Linked DNA regions of Homo sapiens: region 1 is linked to region 2. A link is an interaction called in ENCODE POLR2A ChIA-PET data of the cell type or tissue named here. Cell type or tissue: HCT116. All regions are shown on one strand. Each heading gives the region's core, and the rest is flanking DNA. Links, peaks and the distances in the headings are about the cores only.

Evidence for each region. ChIA-PET counts read pairs that join two places held together with the same protein. Peaks named below come from ENCODE experiments on the same cell type or tissue, not always from the same donor. Only the 100,000 strongest peaks of a DNase experiment are listed, where the experiment ranks them.
Region 1: POLR2A ChIA-PET joins it to region 2 with 6 read pairs; 2 of 35 experiments call an interaction of 5 or more read pairs at or near these places.

What each region holds. Positions count from the first base shown.
Region 1 is chr7:90,175,865-90,181,251 of GRCh38, forward strand. The region is part of intron 2 of STEAP2-AS1 (STEAP2 antisense RNA 1); the gene reads right to left. Among named protein-coding and RNA genes, the nearest start is that of STEAP1, 24 kb to the left of the region's middle. RefSeq lists enhancers at 3,030-3,089, 3,100-3,149, 4,368-4,869. In HCT116, for the core only: no CTCF peak of the experiment used is centred there; DNase peaks (open chromatin) are centred at 496, 3,187, 4,637 and 4,947; H3K4me3 peaks cover 2,689 bases; H3K27ac peaks cover 3,294 bases.
Region 2 is chr7:90,259,461-90,264,847 of GRCh38, forward strand. CFAP69 (cilia and flagella associated protein 69) reads left to right here. Exons shown (of 23, transcript NM_001039706.3): 4 at 2,487-2,596. Among named protein-coding and RNA genes, the nearest start is that of CFAP69, 17 kb to the left of the region's middle. In HCT116, for the core only: a CTCF peak has its summit at 3,162; a DNase peak (open chromatin) is centred at 3,141.

The DNA.
Region 1 (5,387 bases), core at 127-5,126, 84 kb before region 2:
CAGAGTAGCAAGGGGTATGTGAGTGAGAGTGGGGTTCAGCCACTGGGCACAGCCAGGCACACCGGCTGTGGTAAGGTTGGCAGCTCCAGGTGCCAGCATGGGTGCCAGCTCCCTATGAGGCTGCATCTGGACCAGGCATACCTGAAGCAGCTTCCACAGCTGGCACCAGGGAATGCGGTAGCACCCAGAAGCTTGGAGATGCCAGGAATCTGCAGAGCCTCAGAGAGGGTGGCACAGCCCTGGTTTGGGGAGCTCCTAGGTCTGGGATCCCCAAAGGGCCACAGCTGTCTCTCCTTCTCTCTTCTTTCTTTCTTGTTGCCTGCAACGTGGTGAGCAAGGGGCATATTTCATCCCTGTTTTTGTTACAGCTCTTTTAGCCCTCCCATTTGGCAAGTCCTGAGTTCTTGTCTTGCATCCAGGAAGAATGATGTACGCAAACAAGTGGAGGTGAGCAAGGTGAAGAGGAGCTTTATTGAGTGACAGAGGAGACCCTGGAGTGGGTAGCTCTTCTCCACAGGCAGTCATCTGATCATCTCCTTGATCTGGCTGAGCCCAGGGGTTTTATGGGCTTCAGAGGGGAGGAAGGGGTGGTGGTTGGTTCATGGGTGGCCATGGGGAGCCCAGAGAAAGCACCATAAGTTCCCATCCTGGCTCTTCAGCCAGGCCTCTGGATTCAGGCCATCCATGGCTCAAAGGTGGGGCTTCACTAGGGACCTGCCTCTTTCTGCCCTGCCTCCTGCTGTCATCCATAGCACTCAGGCTGTTTGTGCCAAGAGGCAACTGCAGGCCAGTGCCGAGCTGCCTTCAGCAACCCCCCTCACCCTCTCCCGTGCTTGTTGATACCCAAAGTCTGAAGGGCGCCAAGGCAGCAGGGGTCTGGTGTGTCAGCACTGCTCCAAGCATGTGCACCCACCCAGATTGTGACAGCACCCAGGCTCAGCCTCAATTTTGCTTCAAGATCAGAGCAGGCACCAGGAGTGGGGAGAAGCCAGGCTGTGGGAGCAGACACCTCCAAGCCTGAGGGGGCAGAGGGGCTTCCTGGGCCCCCAAGAACACAGGTATGCCCAGGTCCACAGCTGTGGCTTGGGTGGCTGCAGCTGTACCTGGGAAGCTTGAGGCTTCTGCACTGCCAATTCGGAAGGGCATGAGGCTTCTGCCTGTTCCCAGCTCTCACCAGCTCCATGAAGCTCAAAGCCAAGGCAGCGCCTCCCCACCTGCAGCTGGTGTCTTCGCAGCCACCACTCCAGGCAGGCGGCTGCTGCCATCAACATTACCCGACTTAAAATTATATTACAAGGCTTTCTATCAGGGTAAACTGTCAGTCAAAAAAAGAACAAAAAAGAAATAGAAAAAAATTATGCTACAAAAATATAGTAATCAAAATATCATGGTACTGGCATAAAAATGGACACATAGATAAACAGAACAAAATAGAGAACTCAGAAGTAAAGCCATGTACCTCCAGCCAACTCATCTTTAACCAAGTTGACAAATGTAGAAGAATGAAACTGGTCCCCTATCTCTCACCATATACAAAAATTAACCCAAGATAGATTAAAGACTTAAATTTAAGACCCAAAACTAAAAAAATCCTAGAAGAACACCTAGGAAAAACTCTTCTGGACATTGGCCTAGACAAAGAATTCATGACTAAGGCCTCAAAAGATTCAGAGGGGTAGGAGGGGAGTAAAGGATGAGAAATTACTCAGTAGGTACAATGTACGTTATTTGGGTAGTGGTTACACTAAAAGCCCAAACTTTACCTTTATGTAATATAACCATTTAAGAAAACGAACTTGTATTCCCTAAATTTATACAAATTAAAAATGAATGAATGAATGAAACAAGACACATGGGCAAATTATAAAACTGTGCTATGAATTAAGATGGTGTGATTAACTATTTACACCCAGGATCCAAAAAGGAGAAAACTTTACATATTAATAGGGAAACTAATTTCCAAAATAGATATAGCTGAAGATTAATTTACAGAACTAAACGTCTAAACTGAGGGATTCTCCCAGAACACAGTTCAAAAGAAAAAATTCATAAAATGGAAAACTTTAAAGAAGAGTTAAGGGGCATGAAAAGAGACCCAAATGATCTCAAATACCCATTGTGTAAGTTTCAGAAGGATGCAATAGAAGCAATAAAATAAGAAAACAAATAAATAATGGAGGGAAATTTCTTGGAGCTAGAGAAAGACACTAGACTTCAGAGCAAAACCTCTGTAAGATGAAGGGGCTGAGGAGGGAGGGGAGGAATGCACGCCTTTGCAAGCTTGATGGAACTTCAGGCCACCAAGGATAAAGAGAAAAATCCCAAAAACTTCCATAAGGAAGAAACAGACTTTTTTCTTTGGAAAGAAGAATCTGATTCCAAATAATTGAGGAGACAAAGTAGGTGATTATGCACATTGCTAAGATTTGGCTCTAGAAAAAGCTGGGCAGTAGATGGTATTGCTAGAAGGGATGTCATCAATAGTGAGCTAAGTGTACTAAAATTATCATTTTTCTCACAAAGCTTCATGTTCTGAAGGGAAAGAGGCAATTATAATTCTGGTCCCAGCTATAAATGGGCTGGTGCCAATGTATCATCACCCAACTGCTTCTCTAAAATCCAGCTAGCATCCGTCTCTCATAAGAAGCAGCATTTATACGAAGACATTCTAATGTCTACACATCTATAATCCAATATCTGTAATATAATCTATAATCTAATATCTGTAATCCAATATAATATCTGTAAATGCTAACTAGCATCATTTCAAATTATAAACCCCTATGAAGTCTCCCTGATAACTGACAATGAAGCCAGCATACGGAGACTTTTCCAGAGTCATGAGCTTGTGGGTGGCAGAACAAGGGCTGGGAGGCAGGCCTCCTGACTTTGTAGCCAGTACTGGTGCCACCATGTCATGCTGACAGCTCAGCACCAATCCTTCTATACTCTCGTGTTTTCTCCTGTTTGTGATAAAGTATGTACATCTGTGTCATTGGAAGGCTTGGAGAAGAGTCCAAAGGTGCAAAACAAAGCAAATCTCCCCACGCCTGGCAGAATCTTCAGTCCTGGCCTAATGAGCTCACCAGCTCAGTAAGTTCTGCGACTGCTTCGGGTTACCAAAAGAATAGAGTATGTAACAGTGCTAGGAAAAGAGACACTTAAAAACCCACATCCAGGCATTGTTCAATGACTGCTCATAAATACTTTATGGCAAAATTCTTTCTGGTGGCACAGAAGGCCATGAACAATCTGACACCTCCATTAGTCACCTCTGTTAGTCACCACTACGACTTCCTGACCCATCTCTGGGTTTCACTTCAGTTTTTAGATACCCAGCCCTAACAATTAAGCAAAACTTCATTGATAGTTCCTCTTCAAAAGTATTTCCAGAATAACTATTAAAATCCCATGGACTAGTCAAGATAGTGAGATATGCTTTTGAGTGAACAGCCACCATTTCTTCCTTTTAGAGATTTATTTTTTAACTTAACAAAAAGCAAATCTAATGTGAAACTTAATGAAAATTGTTTCAAAAACTTGAAATGCAACTACAAAATAGCCCATTATTGCCTAAGCTTTCTATACTTAACTAGTTTTCTAAATCTATATTACATAGGCTAGAGAAATAACATATTGTTTTTATATGTACAATCCAAATCTAGTCTCTCCGAATTTTCTTTAAGGCCAACTATTTTAATATAGGCCAGTATTTTACTCTATTATTCAATCGCAAACCACGTTTCTTTCCTCACAGTAGTGCATTTTGACAAAATCAATCTTTTCATTCTTTTCAGCAAATAATACAGAAATTGGGATTCATTCATGAGAAGTCAGTGAAAATAAAAATGATTTCAGATTTTCTTTACATTTGTATAATATCACTAGTAGAGGAGGAATGGCTTTCCAGACCACTTGTTAGGAAAAAAATATGAGTGGGAAATTACACTAAGCCTATATAAACAATTCCAAAGTAGAATTCTCTTTTCTCCTTGGTAAATAAATGCTTGATTTTCATAATTCAACATATAATTTTAAACTAGGGCAACCAAACTTGTGACATGAAAAGAGGAATTTTATTGTTAAGTTACACTGGTATACTGCAAAGTCATACCAAAAAAAAAGGAGCAAAATATATTTTTTAATAATCTTACACAAGAATGCTCAAGAATCTTCTACATGAGGTAACTACAGAAAAAAAGAACACTAGGTCAGCTGAAGGCTGAACTAAATTTGTTCCATAAAAGTTGGTGAGTTTCATTTTTCGCTTCTAAGGGGATAAAGGAAAAAGAATGTGCATTGTGTTTAAGAAAACCCAGAATACTGCCAAAAGTTTGCCACCCACTTTGGCATTCTGCCTTTATCCTGAAAGATAATTTCTTCTCCATTATAAACAGCCTATGTGAGATGAACTGTCAACAAGAGGGAAGCTAGAGTGAGAAACAGAGAAAAAGAACAGCATCATGCAAGGAAAGTTATGAAACAAATTGACTCTTGATTCTCTCTTGGCTTGCCTTTCTTAATGCAAATAGAATTAAAAAGTCAAATAGCCCTAATGTTAGCCAGGTGAAGTGTGGTTAGAAATGGTTGACTGGAAATTCCCTTGCTTTCATCAAACAATTGTTATGTGAATATTGCATCAGCTTGGTCCTTTTGATGTTCCTACATGACTTAAGAAAACTTTGTATTTCCAGTAGTGTATTTCCAATGACAAAAACTCTGCTGTGTGATTTTAGAAAATCACTAAAATTACCAGTGCTTTTGCTAGATCTTTCACAGTTGCAAAAACAAATGTTTTTGAACAAGGCTCTATTTTTCATGAAAATATTCAACTGAATGCAGGGAAAGTAAATGCAAAATATCTAGGGAAGGCACCAATCAAATCATGCAAGAAGAGATTTTTCTAGACTTCAAAGAAAAAGTATTCAGTGACTCCAAGGTGTGGGGCAAGGGAGGCAGGGGAGTGATGAATTTGTTTTCTTTGCATTGTTCCACTTCCTTGTTTGCTGTGTTGCACAAACTCTATTGAATATCAAGATTTGGCCTCTTATGAATAAGATACTTAATAGAGAAGAATGTCAGTTTTTTCAAGCCCATAAATACCTTTTAAATGTTCTTAGAATTTTACAATTGGATGAAAAAGCATCAAAAAACATAGTTTGTATAATTTTATCATTAAAAATATTTTCCATTATTATTCAAGGAGTTCATTGATGCTGAATACAAAATGCCTAAGATTTATTATTTAAGTTTATGAGCTAAAGGAAATCTTAGTGTTTATCTAGCCTAACTTCCTTGTTCTACATTTCTGTTTTGTTTTTTCAAATGATGTATCTTGTTTGCTTCACGATTATGTTAAAGAAAAAGTTTTTTTTCAGAAATAAGAA
Region 2 (5,387 bases), core at 57-5,056:
TGTTTTGGGGTGTTTGTTTGTTTGTTTGTTTGTTTGTTTTTGACACAGAGTCTCCATCCAGCCTTAGTTGCCCAGACTGGAGTATAGCGGGGCAGTCATAGCTCACTGCAACTTCAAACTCCTGGGCTTAAGCGATCCTCTCACCTCAGCCTCCCAAGTAGCTGGGACTACAGGAATGCACCCACCACACCCAGTTAATTCTTTATTTTTTTGTGGAGTCTCATTATGTTGTCCAGGTTGGTCTCAAATTCCTCAGCTGAAACAATCCTCTCGCCTCGGCCTCCCAAAGTGCTGGGATTACAGGTGTGAGCCACCACAGCTGGCCATTTTTTTTTAACATTTACATATATATGCTATTGTAAAATACAATAAAAGTATCCCACAAATATTAGATTGTTATAAAAGTTTTTATATGTCCACTCTCACTTTATGTATTCATTTTGTCACAGACTAGTAAATATACTTCCAGAACTGACAGTGGTCCATAGACCACACTTTGAATAGTATTCATCTAAATCAAGCTTGTCCAACCCTCAACCTGTGGGCTGCATGCTGCCCAGGATGGCTTGGAATGCAGCCCAACACAAATTTGTAAACTCCTTACAACATTATGATTTTTTTGATAATTTTTTTTAGTTCATCAGCTATCATTAGTGTTTGAGTATTTTATGTGTGACCCAAGACAATTCTTCTTCTTCCAGTGTGGGCCAGGGAATCCAAAAGACTGAACACCCTGAAAATGATCTTGAACAGTTGTCTGACTTGGTCTAAAGAAGTTATCAAGCCCGTGCATTGTGGCTCATGCCTGTAATCTCAGCACCCTAGGAGTCTGAGGCAGGAGGATCATTTGAGGCCAGGAGTTTGAAACCAGCCTGGGCAACATAGCAAGACCCCATCTCTAAAAAAAAAAATAGCCATGTATGGCGATGCACACCTGTAGTTTTATCTTCTCCAGAGGCTGAGGCTGAGGTGGAAGGGTCGTTTGAGCCCAGAAATTCGAGGCTGCAGTGAGCTATGTTTGTGCCACTGTACTCCAACCTGGGTATGGGTGACTGAGTGAGATCCTGTCTCTAAAAAAAAGAAAAAAAGAAAAGTTATCAAGCTCTAATATTAGCTCATTCCAGTTCAAAACCTCTTAAGACTTCCATTCAGGAAAATGTTTCTTATAATTTAATCTAAATCTTTTATTATGTTTTAGCCTTGGTTTTATTTGGACCTGTTCCATCTTAGGGCTTGTGTATATCAAGCCCTATTTACTGGTAGCTGAAAATGTCTACTAGCAGGGATTTCTTTTCCTATTTTAACCTGACATCTCAACACCTCCATTTTTTTTTTCTTCATGTTAAACCGTTGGTGGCAATTGGCTCTATTTCTAAATCCCTCTCATAGGCTGGCTATAGAAGTTGTAAAACTTAGCAAAGTTAGAGAAGTATCTTGGTCACTTCTCTAGGAAGTTAACAGAGCTTTCTATTTCCAGTGTACCCTGCTCTCCCATCTTTTCCTAAAAGGTCCTAGAAAAAGGCTAGGAGTAATAAGATTCAACCAAGAAGTGTAAGTCACATCTACCATAATTTCTTAGCTGTAAAACAAAATCAATGAAATGTGTTTATGTGCCAATAGGATTTTTTTTTTTTTTTGAGACAGAATCTCACTGTGTCACTCAGGCTGCAGTGCAATGGCATGATCTCAGCTCACTGCAATCTCCGCCTCCCGGCTTCAAGCGATTCTCCTGCCTCAGCCTCCTGAATAGCTGGGATTACAGGCACCACCACGCCCAGCGAATTTTGTATTTTTAGTAGAGACGGGGTTTTACCATGTTGGTCAGGCTGGTCTCGAACTCCTGACCTCGTGATCCACCTGCCTCGGACTCCCAAAGTGCTGGGATTACAGGCGTGAGCCAGCAGGATTTTTAAATAGATAAAATAAAAGATGCTTTTATCTGAATATCTAGAAAGTCCATATTTTGCTTTCATATTAGTTTCAGATAAAATCCTAACCAATTTAAGCCTTAAACACAGGAAAATGCATCTCAGTTTAATATTAATAAAATAGTGGAGTAAAGTAATGTTTAGGTTGCTTATTCTGAGACAGCATATGTTTGTGTGGGCAGGGGTAGGGGGTGAAGATGAAGGGTATAATTGAGCCTAATCAGTAAGTTAATGTTTTCAATGTGCTATTACTCATTGCCAGTGGGAAGTTATTGATCAACTGAATCTGTGTTGTAGCAGTTGGTAATCCAATTCTAAAGTTGTGAGAGGAAAAAAATTTTGAGTAGGCATTTACTGAGGCAAAAATGAAATGGTTTTTTTAAAAATATGGTTCTAAATTTCCTTTTTTAGACTTCAAAATAAGAATAATTAAAACAGTATCTACCACATTTGGCAAAATAGTTGGAATTCTATAGACTTTCTTCACAGAAATACTATAAAGAATATGTTAATAAAGATATTAATCTGAATTTTATTTCTTAACTAAAAATATTAAAGCCATTAAGGGATTTAGCACAGATATTTAAAATTCTGAATCTGTGTTCAGGAAAAATAAAAAACCAGCCTCGTTTTATAGAATCTGCATATGATATCATAAAACTGTGTGGGTAAGTTATCTTTCTTTAACTTTATTTTGTAGTAACATGGAGTATTTTATTATGTTTCTTATATCACAAACATACTATGCATTATAGTGTAGCAGATTGCTACAGAACTCAGAAAACTTCAGTTCATCACTTGATTCCAGCAGTTGGCATTTCAGGTAATCAGTTTGCTGTGGTCTGAGATTGCTAGCCACAAGAGATTAAATTCTAAGTATATTGAAATGCTTTCTTGTAATTAGTTACTCTGAAGTAAATGCTAAATATTAGATGTAACCAAGGAATTATAGTATTTTCAGAAAATCTTTGAGTGAACTTATGGATATGCTTATAATTTCAGTCTAGTTTTTTTCTCTGTCTTTAGAAAATTTGAGTCTCAAAGATATATTAGGTTATATATGTCATGTTTTATTTGATTTTTGAAATTTGAGTGAAGAATAAAAATCACCAATTACATTTGATATATATTTTAAAAATGTAAGTTAGAGATAAGAATTGTAAAATTAACATGTCTTATTCTTTCTACTGTTGGTTCTCTAACAAGTTCTGGGAACTGAGTATATGGTGCTTCCTTGGTGCCACATAGTGGCTAATCTAGGTATATATTAAAATATCCATTTTTAGTTGCTAAATGTAATGTAGTAGGGAGGAATAAACCTTTTGGACAATTTTACCTTCTGAACCTTTCTACCAATTTAACTTTTTAGATAGCAATTATTTATTTTAATATACAAATAATATATAAATAATAGAAAGGTTTAGTAGAATTATGCATACATGATAGGTTCTAACTCTCACTTTTAGATTTACTAGCAATATTTAATATGTAACCACTTAAATTTGTATTTTCTGATATCTGAATAAAATAACCAAAATAATATATTGAATGCCTATACCATGCCTTGCTTTTTAATAGACAGGTACAATGGAAAATAAATGGTTGCTCTGGTGTTTTCAAGGAACAAATTGGAAATTATTATTATATTGACATACGATTATATAATGTAAAACTTTTAAATCTCAAGGCTTTGCAAATCCTAGAATGCCAAGTTTATAAGAATTGCTTTCAACATCTATGCTCCTACAGAGCTCTGCACAAAGTTCATTGTCTATGAAAACTTGTGACTGAATGTTTAATTGTATAATATGATAAATCCTTTTTAGCTGCAGTCTTCATTTTCCCTCATATTTCATAATTATTCACATTGTTAATTTTTTCTACTTTTCTAATTTCAGCTTATGTCTAGATAACTTCTCTATGCCTCACCCTCACTTGTTTCTCTTTTCAAGACATTTTTGGAAGATAAAAACAATAAAAATAGAATAATAATGTCAAGCCTTTCCGTTTTGGCCTCCAAGTAGTATGGTTTTCTCATGGCATTAGAAGTATAATGCTAATTTTTTCATAAACTTTTTGGTTGAAAACTCTTCTGATGCTTTATCTTATAGATTGTGTCCTTTGCTAGAAAAGGAAAAAGTTTGGGAACAAAAAGTACTAGTTTTAGAGTCCTTCACTTTAGAGATCCAAAAAGCAGCTGGATAACAAATATAATACATTATTTGTTTCAAATGACAAATTCTGACAAACACTAGAAATGAACTTCTGTGGCATTTATAAAATTGTCCTTTTTGTAGCTTGCTCTTCAGATATCTTTAAATTCAAATTGGCCTGTATATTGCTATTGATACATCCTCATGTGATAGTTCTCAATACCATTTTCAACTACTTCTTTAATTTTTCTTGAAAAATATGAATTGGCCAAGCGCGGTGGCTCATACCTGTTAATCCCAGCACTTTGGGAGGCCGAGGCAGGCAGATCACGAGGTCAGGAGATGGAGACCATCCTGGATAACACGGTGAAACCCCATCTCTATTAAAAATGCAAAAAAAATAGCTGGGCGTGGTGGCAGGCACCTGTAGTCCCAGCTACTCGGGAGGCTGAGGCAGGAGAATGGCGTGAACCCAGAAGGCAGAGTTTGCAGTGAGCTGAGATCGTGCCACTGCACTCCAGCCTGGGCGACAGAGCAAGACTCCATCTCGAAAAAAAAAAAAAATATATATATATATATATATATATATATATATATATATATATATATGAATTAAAAGTCCTGTCTCTATAGGATATATTGTACTTTAAATAGTACAGGAGGTTCAAATTTTGAACTCATGAAATGTCAAGATAGTTTATATATTTAAAAAATAACTTTTATATTTTCTTTGAAATTTAGACTGACCCAGGTTTATGTGCTGGATCTTTTATGATTTATAAATAAGTTACTTTAAAATAACTTTGGTTATAGAAGTTGTGAAATGCGATTCTAATATAATTAATATTTGTTAACTTGAATGCCTTAATGTCTGCAAAACCATTCTGTTATTTTGTGGATAGTTACTAACCCAGCTAATAAGCAAAAATGCACTGATCTCTAAGAATGAATAAACTATCGATTTTGCCTAGAGTTTTGAAAATTTCAGGAAAAGCTCTTAACCAGTTTTTAAGTTACTGGTGAGCTTAGATCTATGGTTTGTTCCAGATTATCCAATGTCGTACTAACTTTGATATAATTATAGCTATAATTTATTACTATTTTGACCTCTAAGAGAAAGAGGGTTCCTAAGTTTTTTTATTCATGAAGCGATGCAAAATGGCTTTCTTAACCTATGCCTTTTACATCCATTTCTTAATTCTTATAATTAATATAATATTTTCTTTTTGGTCAGTTCATTAGAAACATTTTTTTTCTTTTTTTCTTTTTGATGGAGGCTCGCTCACTCTGTCGCCAGGCTGGAGTG